Regions from separate parts of the Homo sapiens genome. Here region 1 is linked to region 2. A link is a contact called in ENCODE Hi-C data. All regions are on one chromosome and are shown on one strand. The core of a region is the stretch at or near the end of the contact, and the rest is flanking DNA. Distances in the headings are between cores, read along the strand shown. Region 1 holds the start of ZNF202 (zinc finger protein 202). Region 2 holds the start of OAF (out at first homolog).

The links. A loop is a pair of places that touch in the nucleus more often than their neighbours do. Pooled maps may share reads with other maps.
Region 1: a loop to region 2 is called in a map of naive thymus-derived CD4-positive, alpha-beta T cell, with 9 times the contacts of the local background. The contact joins the promoter of ZNF202 here to the promoter of OAF in region 2. A Hi-C loop is called at or near these places in 1 of 168 maps with a recorded cell type or tissue (naive thymus-derived CD4-positive, alpha-beta T cell), 1 of 37 single-sample maps with no recorded cell type and 4 of 50 pooled maps.

The regions. Positions count from the first base shown.
Region 1 is chr11:123,740,262-123,742,961 of GRCh38, forward strand. ZNF202 (zinc finger protein 202) reads right to left here and starts at 1,399. Exons shown (of 9, transcript NM_003455.4): 1 at 1,288-1,399; 2 at 156-275. RefSeq lists enhancers at 785-994, 1,984-2,581 and silencers at 1,175-1,304, 1,345-1,394.
Region 2 is chr11:120,209,668-120,212,367 of GRCh38, forward strand. It overlaps OAF (out at first homolog), which reads left to right and starts at 1,365. Exons shown (of 4, transcript NM_178507.4): 1 at 1,365-1,843. The coding sequence starts at 1,613. RefSeq lists an enhancer at 118-659 and silencers at 993-1,252, 1,433-1,482, 1,573-1,682.

The DNA of each region.
Region 1 (2,700 bases), core at 149-2,648, 3.5 Mb after region 2:
TCCCAGGCGTTTGGTCCTAGGAGGAAAAATTCCTGTCCTCTCTCCAACCCTGCCCACCCTCTTATGCTAGATAGTAACAGCAGAAAGTTATCCCAGACTGCTCCGCGTTCACACGCTTCCCACCAACAAACCTCCTCCCAAGGCTATCCCACAACCTTTCTGAAGTAGCTTCCTGGATCAAGCCCCACGGGGCAGCTTGGAAGAGAAGCTGGGAGGGATGAGGGGCTCCACTAGCATTCCTTGTGGCTTCTGAGTGTAGCTGCCCTGGGTGTCACCTGCAGAGCGTGGATAGAGAAAAAGCAACAGTTCTAAGCCCAGCCTCTAATTGAGAGCCTGGGATCTAGCGCTGCTCCCCAGGACCAAGGTTGTTCAAGAAAGGCTGGGTCTAAGAGTCTCCCTCTGGGGAGGTCAGTACAGATTCCAAGGCAGACAGGGTTATCAAAGCGCCTAGAAGATGAGAACATTCATTGTTCAGAAAAACAAAAATTAGACTGACACCTTTCTGAAGGAACACAGCCTATCCATGGCACAAAAACAAATTTTTAATCAAGACACTCAAGAAGTAGGTATACTCCTGCTAAAAGTAACGCAGGTGCTGAGAAGAGGTGCCAAAACTGGCTGTTAGGAGTGGGAGGAGAGGAAAGTTGCAAGTGGAGACAGCAGCTACTGGCTTGAGGGGACCTCAGGGTCTGTCACAGTGGCAGCTGAAAAGCCTCTGGCCAAATGGACGCCAAGGACTACTATCATCACAGGTGACAAGATCACGGGTGAGTGTATCTGGGTGTGTGCTGGGGGGCTGAGGGGGGCTTGGTGGTGTAAGGAGATGGGGCTAGCCGGGGCAAGGAGCCCGCGGAGATGATCTTAAGCAATCTGAGAGGAGGGGTAAGAAAAAGCTGCGGAAAATAAAGGGGCCTAGACCACTCCTCCCTCGGTTCCGGGGGGACAGTTGGCGCGGAAGCGTTAGGAGGTACGAGGTACGGACTAACTACATTTCTGCAGGCCCCAGGAGGGGGCGGAGGGCGGTGGCTGGAAAGGAAAGGAAGCCGGGAGCGCCATCCGTGTCCCCGGAGATACTGGCTCCGGCCACCAGGAAACACAGAGACCACAACGTCTCGGCACCCTCAGTACACCGCCGCCACCCCTTCCCCAGGACACGGCGATTTCCCCAGACTCTGGGGGGCGGGGTCTCCGGTCCCTCCCCCTCCTCCCCGCCCTGCCCGGCTCTGCCCGATCTGGTCCGGCCCGGTCCAGCCCGGCCCGGCCCAGCCCAGCCCACTCAGGACTCACGGCTCCGACAGCTCCGGCGGCTCCTCCCCTGCCCCGGCTTCTCTCCCACCCACTCCCGACCGAAACAGCGCCGCCGGATCCGAGCCGCGCGGGGCCTAGCGGGTCGGAACACGTGGGGCCTTTGCGCCCGGAACCGGAAGCGATCGCTCGCCCCGCCTTCTCGCCGAGTAGGAGCCTTTCTAGGCTGTGGGAGGTTTGATCCTCTCTATGCGCCCTCCGCGGGTTGCGGCTCAGTGCTCCCCAAGGACCCAGTGCGAAGAAGCCTCGGACCCCACAGCTGCCGTCCGCGACCCCTAACTCCACTCTGCAGCGAATAAATTAACATCTTGGGCCTTTCATTTACAGGCATACCTTCTGCAAGGGTTTTCTTTTTCTTTTCTTTTTTCTTTTCTGTTTTTGATCTTTTGTGTGTTTGTTTTCATTTGGATACCTCTACGTGTTTTTCTTGATTTTTTTTTCTTTGCATTGTCCGCTGCAACATGGTAGAAAAGGGCAGCGTTAGGTTTGAATACTGGCTCTTGCAGTCACCATCAGCAGCAGGGCCTCGGCCGAATCTCTCCATCTTTGAACCCTATTGTGCATCATATAAAACGGGCATAATAATACCGTTACTCTGAGGACTAAATGATACATTGCACATGAACTGAATGGAACATCAGAAGCTCAGAAAGAAAATAGTTATGGTATCACTGTTCTTTCTTTTCCTTTGAGTGTTGCTTCGTATTTCTTTACTTTCAGGCTGTCTTCCCTGATCTCATTTGTTCATTTTTGTCCGTTCGGTGACCTTTCTGCCCATACTTGACATTTTCCTTTGCTCTCTGTCCCTTTTACCCTGTAAGTCACCACTCTCCACGTGCCATGTGCCACTTCCTTTTCATGGGACACATTGCTGGGATCTGTTTACTGGGTTTGAACCAAAGGATTAGTTACTTTTGGTGGAGTGGCAGTGTATTAGCGAAACAGAACTAATAGGTGTGAACCCAGAAGGCAGGACAACTCAAAGCGGGGAGGGGGCTTCCAGGTCATAGGTAGATAAGACACAAATGGTTGCATTGAGTTGCTGATTAGCCTCTCCGGAAGGAGGCAATCAGATATGCATTTATCTCAGTGAGCAGAGAGGTGACTTTGAATAGAAGGGGAGGCAGGTTTGCCCTAAGCAGTTCCCAGCATGAATTTTCCCTTTAGTGATTTTGGGGGCCCCAAATCACTTTCCTTTCACACGGGGTATGTATAAACATATAAAAGGAGATTTATTATAAGGAGTTGGCTTACATAATTATGGACGTTGAGAAGTCCCACCATCTGCTTACTGCAAGCTGGAGAAATAAGGAGGTTGGTGGTATAATTCAGTCTAAAGCTGAAGGCCTGAGAACTGGAAAGGGATTGAGGTGCTGGTGTCTGAAGGCCAGAGAG
Region 2 (2,700 bases), core at 115-2,614:
GAATCTGATTCCATGGGTTTAGGGATTCGGGAATCTATTTTCTAACAAGCATCCAGGTGATTCTTCAGGAAAGGCAAATTTGGAAAAGGCTGACTTGGTAGTCTCTTAAATTCCCTTCAGTCCTAAATCTAGGCAGCAGAGAGCGGGTAGCGGGAAGGGCCCCTGGATGATAGCAAGAGGCCGATTCTAGCCGGACCCTGCAGTTCACATGGCCCTGTGCTGGGGAAGCCCTAGAAGGGAAGGAGGCTGCAGAGAAGGGAGTTTTCACCCATCAGTAATCAAGGTCCCAACAGAAGTGAAAATGGAAGTCAGGGAACAATTGGTTTTGAGCATCTTCGTGGGGCTTTTTCCCTTGCCTGGGACTGGCAGGACAGTGTAGGTCTGAGCAGCTTCCACGATACACACGGGGACACTTAAGCCCAAAGAATTTTTAAAACGTGCCTAAATTCCACAACTAATCAGAGGAGGCAGCAATCCAGATCTCCTGGTCTTCACCCTTCTTATTGTTGGGGTGCACCGCAGGGCACGCATGTTTCCTTGTGGCTTGTGGGAAAGCCACTGTCGTGGAGCGCCAGCGTCCCGAGTCCCTGGAAATTCTCCCAAGTGACCTGGAATCCAACATTTCCCTGGATTTTCATAGTCTATAATAGAGAGAAAGAACCGGGTCTGCGGTGGTGGGCAGGACTGAGGAAAGGCCGTGAATGCGGGAAGCACGGGAGGCAGGACTGAAAAGGAAAGAGGCACAGGGGCTCACAAAACCTGAGGGCCGCGTCCCAGTGGGTGACCTGACCCATCAAGGTCTAACACCTGGCCGTGGCAAAGCTGGGCGAGAACCCCCGATCCACCCTCCCAGTGTGGGGCAGGGAAAAGGCAGAGTGCAAAGCGAGGTCTGATTTTGCAGAAGCTTTTTAGAAATTCGCTGTCAGAGAAACTGAAAGACCAAACAAAACCCCTAAAAATCCAAGCCCGATTATTTCATCCACGTGGCACAAAAGCAAGCCAAAAAAAAAAAAGCGGGGGGGGGGGGTGGCGGTGCAGGGCGGGGGAAGAGTCACCCGTCCTGCCCCTGCTGGAAGGAAGGGATTTGCCCCGGGAGAGCAAACTTCTGACTCCGCCTGGGTCGCTGACTCCGCGCGGCCGGGCGGGAGGGAGGTCGAGGAGGCCGCTCGCACAAAGCCGCGGAGCCGCTGCCCCCTCTCCCCGCCCCCTGCCCGGCCAACGCCGAAGTGCGGAGAGCAGCCGCGGGCCCTTTAAGGGCCGCGAGGTGCGCGGTCTCTTTAAGGCGGGTCCTGGTGGTTTCTGTTTTCTGAAGGAAGTGACGGGGGGTGGGATTGAATGAAAAGTGCAAAACACAGGCTCGCAGCGCTGGAGCCCGGGGCCGCGGAGCCGGGCCGGGGCAGCGCCGTCTCCGCCTCGGGGCCGCCGGGGGCGCCCTGCTGAGCGCTACCCACGTGCGTCCGCGCCACCTCGCGGGCGACCCCGCGGCCAAGGCCCCCGGCGGAGCGGCTCCCGGGCGCCCCGAACTAGCCCCCAACTTTGGGCGAAGTTTGCCTGCGCCTCTCCCCGCCCCCACGCGGCGCGCCGGGGCCGCGGACGGCAGCGGCCCCCGGGGATGCGCCTTCCCGGGGTACCCCTGGCGCGCCCTGCGCTGCTGCTGCTGCTGCCGCTGCTCGCGCCGCTGCTGGGAACGGGTGCGCCGGCCGAGCTGCGGGTCCGCGTGCGGCTGCCGGACGGCCAGGTGACCGAGGAGAGCCTGCAGGCGGACAGCGACGCGGACAGCATCAGCCTCGAGCTGCGCAAGCCCGACGGCACCCTCGTCTCCTTCACCGCCGACTTCAAGAAGGTGAGGCGCCCTCACTCGCCGGGGTGGCACCTTCAAGCCTGAGCCCCCCGGGATCCCAGGCGCTCTCTTGCCTGCAGACGGAAAGACGGGCCCAGGAGGGAGACGCAGCTGGCCCAAGGTCACGCCGGGCTCTTCTCTACACCTCTTTGCCCACTCCCCAGGGCCCACCCCTTCATTCTCTCCAAAGAACCCCTCTGCTTCCCTTTCTCACTCCCTCCTCCAGCGCTCCCAGAGCCCCCCAGGTGCTAACCCTCCTCCAGAACTCCTACTAACGACTGGACTCCCTTCTTGGAGTCATTCCCCTGTGCTCTAGTGGGAAAGTCCTAGGCGAAGTGTTCTCGCTGTGGGCTCTCACTGTGGGTTCTCCCTGTGTGATCTAGAGCAAGCAAGCCTCTTTCCTCCTATGGGCCTGGCTTCTCACCCCTGTACAGGGCACTGAGGGGTCTGCGAGGCCTCCCAGCCCTGACATTTTGGAGTCCCTCTGTCACCTCTCCCTCTGTTTCACTTTTCTGGGGAGAGCTGGTTGCCCCTGGTCCCTCTCAAGCCGGGAGAAGCCCTGTCTCCTCTTTGGTCTGGAAGGCTGGGGCGCTTGCAGCAGGAGGATCCTGGAGAGAGACCCCAGCTGAGGCCCCCTCCCTCTGGGAGAAGTGCTGCCCTTCACTCTGCCTGGCAGAGAAGCGAGCCAACCCCCCTATTTTGGCCCAGATTAGGGTTAGGGAGTTAGAGACCAGCCCGGTGGGTGGGTGGGTGGGTGGGTGTGGGTGTGTGGGTGTGTGTCCCAGATTACGGTTTGGGAGTTAGAGACCAGCCCGCTCTTGGTGTGTGTGTGTCTGTGTTGGAGGGAATAAGAAGGGCCT